Regions from separate parts of the Homo sapiens genome. Here region 1 is linked to region 2. A link is an interaction called in ENCODE POLR2A ChIA-PET data of the cell type or tissue named here. Cell type or tissue: GM12878. All regions are shown on one strand. Links, peaks and the distances in the headings refer to the core of each region. The heading gives the core; the rest is flanking DNA.

Region 1 (4,000 bases), core at 1-4,000, 410 kb after region 2:
TTCTCAACCTCTTTTCAACATTCATATCTCTGAAAGTTCAACTTTCCCATCAGTAACTGGGACACACTGATAGAGAATCAACGCCCTAATCTCAGGATTGAGTACAGGAAACACTATCTCTGGTTTCAAACAATCAAACTACCTTGGAGGGGGGCCTTTGGGCCCTCATGAATGAGACTAGTGTCTTCATAAAAGAGCCCATGGTCGGGCACAGTGGCTTACGCCTGTAATCCCAGCACTTTGGGAGGCCGAGGTGGATGTATCAATTGAGGTCAGGAGTTCGAGACCAGACTGGCCAACATGGTGAAACCCCATCTCTACTAAAAATACAAGAAAATTAGCCGGGCATGGTGGTGGGTGCCTGTAATCCCAGCTACTCGGAAGGCTGAGGCAGGAGAATCGCTTGAACCTAGGAGGCAGAGGTTGCAGTGAGCTGAGATGGTGCCACTGCACTCCAGCCTGGGCGACAGAGCAAGACTCCATCTCAAAAAAAAAAAAAAAAAAAGAAAGATTAAGATAATAAAGTAAAATATTTCTTAGAAAACCAAATTCTTACTATTAGGTGAACAGAATAACTAAAACTGTTAATGATTTAGAATCAACCATATACATATGATAGGCCGAATAAAGGTCCTTTAAAGATGTCCATATCTAACCCTTGGAACCTGTGAATATGTCACCTTACTTGGCAAAGGGATTTTTTAGATGTGATTAGTGACTCTGATCACTTGGCTAGCCTTAAAAAAATTAAGGAGTCTGAGATGAAGAAATTATCCTGTATTACTGGGGTGGGTCTAATCTAATCACATTGGTCCTTAAAAGCAGAGAATCTTTCCCAGCTGTGGTCAGAGGGCGATTTGACTATAGAAGAATGGTTAGAGACATGCAACACTGCTGGCTCTGAAGATGGAGAAAGGAGACCAAGAGCCCAGGAATGTGGGTGACCTCTAGAAACTGAAAAAGGCAAGGAAACATTATCTCCCAGAGCCTCCAGAAACAAAGGCAGTTGACACCTGGATTTTAGCCAAGTCAAACCTCTAGTTTACTTTCTAAGCTATAGAAATTTGTGGTGGACTTCTTGCCTACAGAATTATAACACAGTAAACGTGTGTTTTTTAAAGCCACTAAGTTTGTGGTAGTTTGTTACAGCAGCAATAGAAAACTAATACAAGATACATTGTATTAATTTAAGCTTTCTCAGAAATTGCAGGTCATAAAGTATAGCTGAAAATCAGAGGATAAAAGAGAAAAAGAGAAATTACAATTTTGCAGCTCTTTAGGACCAAAAATTAGTAGTTCAAATAATGCAGCATTTAAACTAGAGGATATGATTCTTACCATAGGTGTCCATGGAATATTTGAAATGTGGGAAAAATACATTTACATTCCTTAGTTCTTCCACAGTTAGGTCCCTGAACTTGTACTGAAAAGAGAAAAATAAGCATGGAGTAAGAATAAAGCTGTAAGCAAAAGAACAATTGCAGTTAACTTTTTTTTTTTGAGACGGAGTCTCACTCTGTTGCCCAGGCTGGAATGCAGTGGCGGGATCTCAGCTCACTGCAACCTCCGTCTCCTGGGTTTAAGTGATTCTCTTGCCTCAGCCTCCTGAGTTGCTGGGATTACAGGCGCACGCCACCACGCCTGGCTAATTTTTTGTATTTTTAGTAGAGGCAGGGTTTTGCCATGTTGGTCAGGCTGGTCTCGAACTCCTGACCTCGTGATCTGCCTGCCTCGGCCTCCCAAAGTGCTGTGGTTACAGGCGTGAGCCACCACGCCCGGCCTGCAGTTAATATTTAACTGACAATTTACGGTGTGGTAGGCCCTGAGCTCTGCAAACAAGAATGGTATTTGATTTAATCTTTTTAACAACAACCCTACCAGGTAGGTAGGGCTTTACAACTGCTCTATAGGAGCAGGAGAAGAAAATGAAAGCTAGAGAATCAAAGTAACTTGCTGAGTCATATAGCAAGTTAAATAGTGAAGCCCGAGCTCAAATCCAGGACCAGAGTCTTTAATCTCTAAATCAAACTGCCTCCAAATACCTCCAGACAGCTTAAATGATGAGGCAGAATGGATCACCCCTCTCACCACTATGCAGGATCCAACCGTCTTTTTGGCACGGCTCATTCACTTGAGATACCTCGACTTTCCCCTCCCACCTTCCTGGCACTGCATCCTGGGTTTCAAATGGAAAACAAAAGCATGCAAGTTTTGTAGTCAGGTGTGTGAACTGCCTCTTCATTTATCCAGATGTCTTCTCAGAGATACTGACTTGGTTGTCTTGTGGGCAAAATCATTTAAATTCTTTAAGCTTATTTTCTCATCTGCAAAAATAAATAATACTTACCTCTTACACTAGTGGTTAGGTTTAAATGAAAGAAAATAAGTATATTAAGAGTTTACCATTCTGAAAATGGATTTGAGACAACAATTCCTTTTACAATGGTATCAAAAAGAATAAAATATTTAGGAATAAATTTAACAAGGTACAATACTTAGACTCTGAAAACTACAGAACATTGTTGAAAAAAATAAAATAGACCAAAGTAAATGGAAAGCATCCCTTGTTCACGGACTTGAAGACTGTATTGTTAAGATGGCAATTTTCCTCAACAGATTCAACATAATCCCTATCAAAATCCCAGCTGGCTTTTTTTTTTTTTTTTTTTTTTTGGCAAAGATTTACAGTCTCTAAAATTCATTTGGAAATTCGAGGGACCTAGAATAGCCAAAACGATCAGGAAAAAGAACAAAACAGCTGGTGGATTCATACTATAATCAAAAGACAGGTTATCATCAAAAGGAGAAAATAACAAGTGTTGGAGAGGATGTAAAGAAATCAGAACTCTCACACATACACCACTGCCAGTGGCAAAATGATGCAGCTGCTTTGGGAAACAGCCTGGTAGTTCTTCAAAAGACTAAATACAGAGTCAGGGTTACTACATGACTGAGCAATTAATTCCACTTCTAGGTATACACCCAAGAAAAATGAAAACGGGTACCTACACAAAAACTTGTATGCAATTGTTCATAGCAGCATTATTCATAATAGCCAAAAAGTGAAAACAATTCAAATGTCCATTAACTAATGAATGAATAAAATGTGGCATATCCATAAAATGAAATATTCAACCACAAAAAGGAATAAAATGCTAATATATGCTACAACATGGATGAACCTTAAAAACACTATGCTAAGTGAAAGAAACTAGACACAGGAAGTGCCTGCCTCTGGTCTTGGACAAAGACTGTGCTTCCCAGAAAAAAAAAAAAAAGAAAAATTAAAAATAAAAGAAATGAGACACAAAGGCTATATATTTTATGATTCCATGTATATGCAATATCTCCAACTGGCAAATACATAGAAACACAAAGTAGACTAGTGGAAACCTAGGATTGTGGGAGTTTGGGAGAAAATGGAAGAGGATTGCTAGTGGATCCTGTTTCCTCTCTCAGAGCCTTAAGTTGTTCACCTGCAAAAAAGATACAGCTCGCCAGGCGCGGTGGCTCACGCCTGTAATCCCAGCACTTTGGGAGGCTAAGGTGGGTGGATCACCTGAGGTCAGGAGTTCAAGACTAGCCTGACCAACATGGTGAAACCCCATCTCTAATAAAAATACAAAATTAGCCGGGCATGGTGGCAGGCGACTATAATCCCAGCTACTTGCGAGGCTGAGGCAGGAGAATCGCTTAAACCCAGGAGGCGGAGGTTGCAGTGGGCCGAGATGGTGCCATTGCACTCCAGCCTGGGCAACAAGAGCTAGACTCAGTCTCAAAAAAAAAAAAAAAAAAGATATAGCTCTACTGCCTACAAACTTCAACAGGTGTGTATGAAGGTCTTACAATTAACATATGTAAAAGTGAGATAATAAACAAAATATGTATACAATAGTAAGTACAGGCAGGAAACTACAAATTGACACAAAGAACATCTAAGTTAGAGAAAGGCCTCTGGAGAAGCTGAATCTACATTTCAGCCTAGAGTCTAGAACAGTAT
Region 2 (7,346 bases), core at 1,380-5,379:
TGAAATTGAGAAAAGAATTAATAGCTTACCAACCAAAACAAGTCCAGGACCAGATGAATTCACAGCTGAATTCTACCAGAGGTACAAGGAGGAGCTGGTACCATTCCTTCTGAAACTATTCCAATCAATAGAAAAAGAAGGAATCCTCCCTAACTCATTTTATGAGGCCAGCATCATCCTGATACCAAAGCCTGGCAGAGATACAACAAAAAAAGAGAATTTTAGACCAATATACCTGATGAACATCGATGCAAAAATCCTCAATAAAATACTGGCAAACCGAATCCAGCAGCATATCAAAAAGCTTATCCACCACAATCAAGTGGGCTTCATCCCTGGGATGCAAGGCTGGTTCAATATACACAAATCAATAAACATAATCCAGCATATAAACAGAACCAAAGACAAAAACCACATGATTATCTCAATAGACGCAGAAAAGGCCTTTGACAAAATTCAACAACCTTCATGCTAAAAACTCTCAATAAATTAGGTATTGATGGGATGTATCTCAAAATAATAAGAGCTATCTATGACAAACTCACAGCCAATATCATACTGAATGGGCAAAAACTGGAAGCTTTCCCTTTGAAAACTGGCACAAGACAGGGATGCCCTCTCTCACCACTCCTATTCAACATAGTGTTGGAAGTTCTGGCTAGGGCAATCAGGCAGGAGAAGGAAATAAAGGGTATTCAATTAGGAAAAGAGGAAGTCAAATTGTCCCTGTTTGCAGATGAAATGATTGTATATCTAGAAAACCCCATCATCTCAGCCCAAAATCTCTTTAAGCTGATAAGCAACTTCAGCAAAGTCTCAGGATACAAAATCAATGTGCAAAAATCACAAGCATTCCTATACACCAATAACAGACAAACAGAGAGCCAAATAATGAGTGAACTCCTATTCACAATTGCTTCAAAGAGAATAAAATATCTAGGAATCCAGCTTACAAGGGATGTGAAGGACCTCTTCAAGGAGAACTACAAACCACTGCTCAATGAAATTAAAGAGGATACAAACAAATGGAAGAACATTCCATGCTCATGGGTAGGAAGAATCAATATCGTGAAAATGGCCATACCGCCCAAGGTAAATTATAGATTCAATGCCATCCCCATCAAACTACCAATGACTTTCTTCACAGAATTGGAAAAAACTACTTTAAAGTTCATGTGGAACCAAAAAAGAGCCCGCATTGCCAAGTCAACCCTAAGCCAAAAGAACAAAGCTGGAGGCATCACGCTACCTGACTTCAAACTATACTACAAGGATACAGTAACCAAAACAGCATGGTACTGGTACCAAAACAGAGATATAGACCAATGGAACAGAACAGAGCCCTCAGAAATAATGCCACATATCTACAACTATCTGATTTTTGACAAACCTGACAAAAACAAGCAATGGGGAAAGGATTCTCTATTTAATAAATGGTGCTGGGAAAACTGGCTAGCCATATGTAGAAAGCTGAAACTGGATCCCTTCCTCACACCTTATACAAAAATTAATTCAAGATGGATTAAAGACTTAAATGTTAGACCTAAAACCATAAAAACCCTAGAAGAAAACCTAGGCTATACCATTCAGGACATAGGCATGGGCAAGGACTTCGTGTCTAAAACACCAAAAGCAATGGCAACAAAAGCCAAAATTGACAAGTGGGATCTAATTAAGCTAAAGAACTTCTGCACAGCAAAAGAAACTACCATCAGAGTGAACAGGCAACTTACAGAATGGGAGAAAATTTTTGCAATCTACTCATCTGACAAAGGGCTAATATCCAGAATCTACAATGAACCCCAACAAATTTACAAGAAAAAAACAACCCCATCAAAAAGTGGGCAAAGGATATGAACAGACACTTCTCAAAAGAAGACATTTATGCAGCCAAAAGACACACGAAAAAATGCTCATCATCACTGGCCATCAGAGAAATGCAAATCAAAACCACAATGAGATACCATCTCACACCAGTTAGAATGGTGATCATTAAAAAGTCAGGAAACAACAGGTGCTGGAGAGGATGTGGAGAAATAGGAACACTTTTACACTGCTGGTAGGACTGTAAACTCGTTCAACCATTGTGAAAGTCAGTGTGACAATTCCTCAGGGATGTAGAACTAGAAATACCATTTGACCCAGCCATCCCATTACTGGGTATATACCCAAAGGATTATAAAACATGCTGCTATAAAGACACATGCACATGTATGTTTATTGTGGCACTATTCACAATAACAAAGACTTGGAACCAAGCCAAATTTCCAACAATGATAGACTGGATTAAGAAAATGTGGCACATATGCACCATAGAATACTATGCAGCCATAAAAAATGATGAGTTCATGTCCTTTGCAGGGACATGGATGAAGCTGGAAACCGTCATTCTCAGCAAACTATAGCTAGGACAAAAAACCAAACACCACGTGTTCTCACTCATAGGTGGGAACTGAACAACGAGAACACATGGACACAGGAAGGGGAACATCACACACCGGGGCCTGTTGTGGGGTGGGGGGAGGGGGGGAGGGATAGCATTAGGAGATATACCTAATGTAAAATGACGAGTTAATGGGTGCAGCACACCAACATGGCACATGTATACATATGTAACAAACCTGCACGTTGTGCACATGTACCCTAAAACTTAAAGTATAATAATAATAATAATAAAAAGAAACTTCAAAAAAAAAAAAGACTCACAGAAACCTACAGTAAAGGAGTGGAAAAAGATAGTCCACTCAAATGGACACTAAAAGTGAGCGGGAGGAGCTATTCTTACATTAGACAGAACAGACTTTAAAGCACAACAGTTAGAAAAGACAAAGAGAGATATTTTATAATGATAAAAGGTCTATTCCAACAGGAAAGTATCACAATCCAAAATATATATGCACCTAACACTGCAACTCCCGTTTATAAAACAGTTCCCACTAGACTTAAGAAATTAATTTGATGGCAACACAATAATAGTGCGGAACCTCAATAGTGCTCCACTGACAGCACTAGACAGGTCATCAAGACAGAAAGTCAACAAAGAAACAATGGATTTAAACTATACCCTAGGTCCGGCACGGTGGCTCACGCCTGTAATCCCAGCACTTTGGGAGGCCAGGGCTGGTGGATTGCCTGAGCTCAGGAGTTCGTGACCAGCCTGGGCAACACGGTGAAACCCCGTCTCTACTAAAATATAAAAAATTAGCCAGGCGTGGTGGCATGTGCCTGTAGTCCCAGCTACTTGGGAGTCTGAGGCAGAAGAATTGCTTGAACCCAGTAGACGGAGGTTGCAGTGAGCCAGGATAGCGCTACTGCACACGAGCCTGGGCAACAGAGTGAGACTCCATCTCAAAAAAATAACAATAATGAATAAACAAAATAAAATACTATACCCTAGAACTAATGGACTTAATGATATTCACAGAACGCTCTACCCAACAACTGCAGAATATACATTCTATTCATCAGCACATGGAACATTCTCCAAGATAGACCATATGTAGGCCACAAAACAGGTCTCAATAAATTTAAGAAAATTGAATTTATATCAAGTACTCTCTCAGAACACAGTGGAATTAAATTGGAAATCAACTCCAAAAGGAACTTTCAAAACCACATAAATACATGGAAATTAAATAACCTGTTCCTGAATTATCATTGGGTCAACAATGAAATCAAGATGAAAATTTAAAAATTCTATGAATTAAATGCTAATAGTGACACAACCTATCAAAACCTCTGGGATACAGCAAAAGTGGTGCTAAGAGTAAAGTTCATAGCATTAAATGCCTACATCAAAATGTCTGAAAGAGCACAAATAGACAATCTAAGGTTACATCTCAAGGAATTAGAGAAGGAAGAACAAACTCAACCCAAACCCAGCAGAAGAAAAGAAATAAAAACAATCAGAGCAGAAGTAAATGAAAAAAAAAAAACAAATGAAACAAAAGAAAAGTGAAACAAAAACCTGGTTCTTTGAAAACATAAACAAAATTGATATACCATTAGCAACTTTAACCAAGAAAAGAACAGAGAAGATCCAAATAAGCTCAATTAGAAATGAAACAGAAGATGTTACAACCAATACCACAGAAATACAAAAGATCCTTCAAAGCTACTGTGATCACCTTTACATGTACAAACAGGAAAACCGAGAGGATATGCATAAATTCCTGGAAATATACAAACCTCCTAGATTAAACTAGGAGGAACAGAAACTCTGAACAGACCAAAAAAAAAAAAAAAAAAAAGCAGAGAGATTGAAATAAAAATTAAAGAGACATTGCCAACAAAAAAGTACAGGATCAGACGTATTCACAGCTGAATTCTATCAAATATTCAAAGAAGAATTGGTACCAATCCTACTGAAACTATTCCAAAATATAGAGAAAGAGAGGATCCTGCCAAAGCATTGTATGAAGCCAGTGTCACCTTAATACCAAAACCGGAAAGGACATAACAAAAAAGGAACTACATACCAGTATCCCTGATGAATATAGATGCCAAAATCCCCAACAAAATACTAGCTAACCCAATCCAACAGCATATCAAGAAGATAATCCACCATTGTCAAGTGGTTTTCATAGCAGGGATGCAGTGTTAGGTTAACATACACAAGTCAATAAATGTGATACATCACATAAACAGAATTAAAAACAAAAATCACATGATCATCTCAATAGAAGCTGTAAAAGCATTTGACAAAATCTAGCACCCTTTATTATTAAAACCTTCAGCAAAATCGACATAGAAAAGACATACCTTAATGTAATAAAAGCCATCTATGACAAACCCACAGCCAACATTATACTGAATGGGGAAAAGTTGAAAACATTCTCCCTGATAACTGAAACAAGACAAGGATGCCCACTTTCACCACTTCTATTCAACATAGTACCACTTCTATTCAACATAGTACTGGAAGCTTTAGCCAGAGCAGTCAGACAAGAGAAAGAAATCAAGACCATCCAAATCGATAAAGAGGAAGTCAAACTGTCCCGTTCACTGATGATACGATTGTATACCTAGAAAACCCTAAAGACTCATCCAGAAAGCTCCTAGAACTGATACATAAATTCAGTAAAGTTTCAGGATACAAACTAAATGTACACAAATCAGTAGCACTGCTATACACCAACAGTGACCAAGCTGAGAATCAAATCAAGAACTCAAACACTTTTACAGTAACTGTAAAAAAAAAAAATACTTAGGAATATACCTACCCAAGGAGGTGGAAGGCCTCTACAAGGAAAACTACAAAACACTGCTGAAATCATAGATGACACAAACAAATGGAAACATATCCCATGCTCATGGATGGGTAGAATCAATATTGTGAAAATGACCATACTGCCAAAAGCAATCTACAAATTCAATGCAATTCCCATCAAAATACCATTGTCATTCTTCACAGAACTAGAAAAAAATTCTAAAATTAATATGGAAACAAAAAACCCCACATAGCCAAAGCAAGACTTAGCAAAAAGAACAAATCTGGAGGCATCACATTACCCATCTTCAAACTATACTACAAAGCTATAGTCACCAAAACAGCATAGCACTGGCATAAAACTAGGCACATAGACCAATGGAAAAGAAGAGAGAATCCAGAAATAAAGCCAAATACTTACAGTCAACTGATTTTTGACAAAGCTAATGAAAACATAAAGTAGAGAAAAGACAGCCTATTTAACAAATGGTTTTGAGATAATTGGCAATCCACATGTAGAAGAATGAAACTGGATCCTCATCTCTCACCTTCTACAAAAATCAACTCAAGATGGATCAAAGACTTAAATCTAAGACCTAAAACCATAAAAATTCTAGAAGATAATATCAGAAAAATCCTTCCAGACATTCACTTAGGCAAAGACTTCATGGCCAAGAACCCAAAAGTAAATGCAACAAAAACAAAAATAAATAGATGGGACTTAATTAAACTAAAAAGCTTTAACACAGCAAAAGCAATCGTCAGCAGAGCAAACAGACAACCCACCGAGTAAGAAAATCTTCACAAACTAAGCACCTGACAAAGGACTAATATCCAGAATACAAGGAACTCAAACAAATCAGCAAGAAGAAAGCAAACAATCCCATCAAAAAGTGGGCTAAAAACATGAATAGACAATTCTCAAAAAAAGAGATAGAAACAGACAACAAACATAGGAAAAAATGCTTAACGTCACTAATGATCAGGGAAATGCAAATCAAAACCATAATGCGATACCACCTTACTCCTGCAAGAATGGCCATAATTTAAAAATCTAAAAATAATAGATGTTGGCGGGGATGTGGTAAAAAAGGAACACTTTTACACTGCTGGTGGGAATGTAAACTAGCACAACCACTATGAAAAACAGTGTGGAAATTTCTTAAAGAAGTAAAAGTGGATCTACCATTTCATCCATCAATCCCATTAAATATATATAAATATATATATATACAACTATGTATATAGTACACGTATACATTTATATACCATGGAATAGTACTCAGCCATAAAAAGGAATAAAATAATGGCATTCACAGCAACCTAGATGGAACTGGACATATTACTCTAACTGAGGTAACTCAGAAATGGAAAACCAAACATCATATATTCTCACTTACAAGTGAGAGCTAAACTGTGAGGATGTAAATGCATAGAATAATATAATGAACTATGGGGACTTCAGGGGAAGGATGGAAGAGGGGTGAGGGATAAAAGACTACACATTGGGTATAGTGTACACTGCTCAGGTGATGGGTGCCCCAAAATCTCAGAAATTACCACTAAAGAACTTATCCATGTAAGCAAACACCACCTGTTCCCCCAAAACCCATTGAAATAAAAATAATAACAACAAATGATTTAATTTCACAGAACTTTTAAAAAGTTTAATGTTCAGAGTTGATAATAATAAAAGAAGTTAGAAAAAAATGTGTAGCAAGTGGTAGCCTCTGGACAATGACATTCTAGATTTTCACTTTGCATACACTTCTCTACCACTTGGAAAGAAAGCATACACATGAATATATCACCACTATGATAAAGAAAACACCGAAACATGGTGTCAGGCCATTTTCAGCCTTGATGATCCTATGATCTACTTATTTCTTTAGTTAAAAAGCCTCATAACGAAAGTTCACATTACTTAATCTGATATCTAGGCCCATAATTGATTTTCAAAATCAGGACAGCAATTACTTACAGGAAGCTGAACAAGATGGGACATGATGGGAGAGGCTGATATGTATTGGATATGGGACAGAGGCCAAGAATCATCTCAGTTAGGATTTGTGCCTCAAATACCTCTGGCCTCTGATTTGTCCATAGTCCTCATACAGGAAATAACAAGACTGTCCAG

The links. Peaks named below come from ENCODE experiments on the same cell type or tissue, not always from the same donor. Only the 100,000 strongest peaks of a DNase experiment are listed, where the experiment ranks them.
Region 1: POLR2A ChIA-PET joins it to region 2 with 9 read pairs; 1 of 35 experiments calls an interaction of 5 or more read pairs at or near these places.

Annotation. Positions count from the first base shown.
Region 1 is chr11:18,577,386-18,581,385 of GRCh38, forward strand. It overlaps UEVLD (UEV and lactate/malate dehyrogenase domains), which reads right to left. Exons shown (of 12, transcript NM_001040697.4): 2 at 1,339-1,423. Among named protein-coding and RNA genes, the nearest start is that of UEVLD, 9.3 kb to the right of the region's middle. RefSeq lists a silencer at 1,643-1,824. In GM12878, for the core only: no CTCF peak of the experiment used is centred there; a DNase peak (open chromatin) is centred at 1,956; H3K4me3 peaks cover 453 bases; H3K27ac peaks cover 453 bases.
Region 2 is chr11:18,161,268-18,168,613 of GRCh38, forward strand. No RefSeq gene overlaps it. Among named protein-coding and RNA genes, the nearest start is that of MRGPRX4, 7.9 kb to the right of the region's middle. In GM12878, for the core only: no CTCF peak of the experiment used is centred there; no DNase peak of the experiment used is centred there; H3K4me3 peaks cover 430 bases.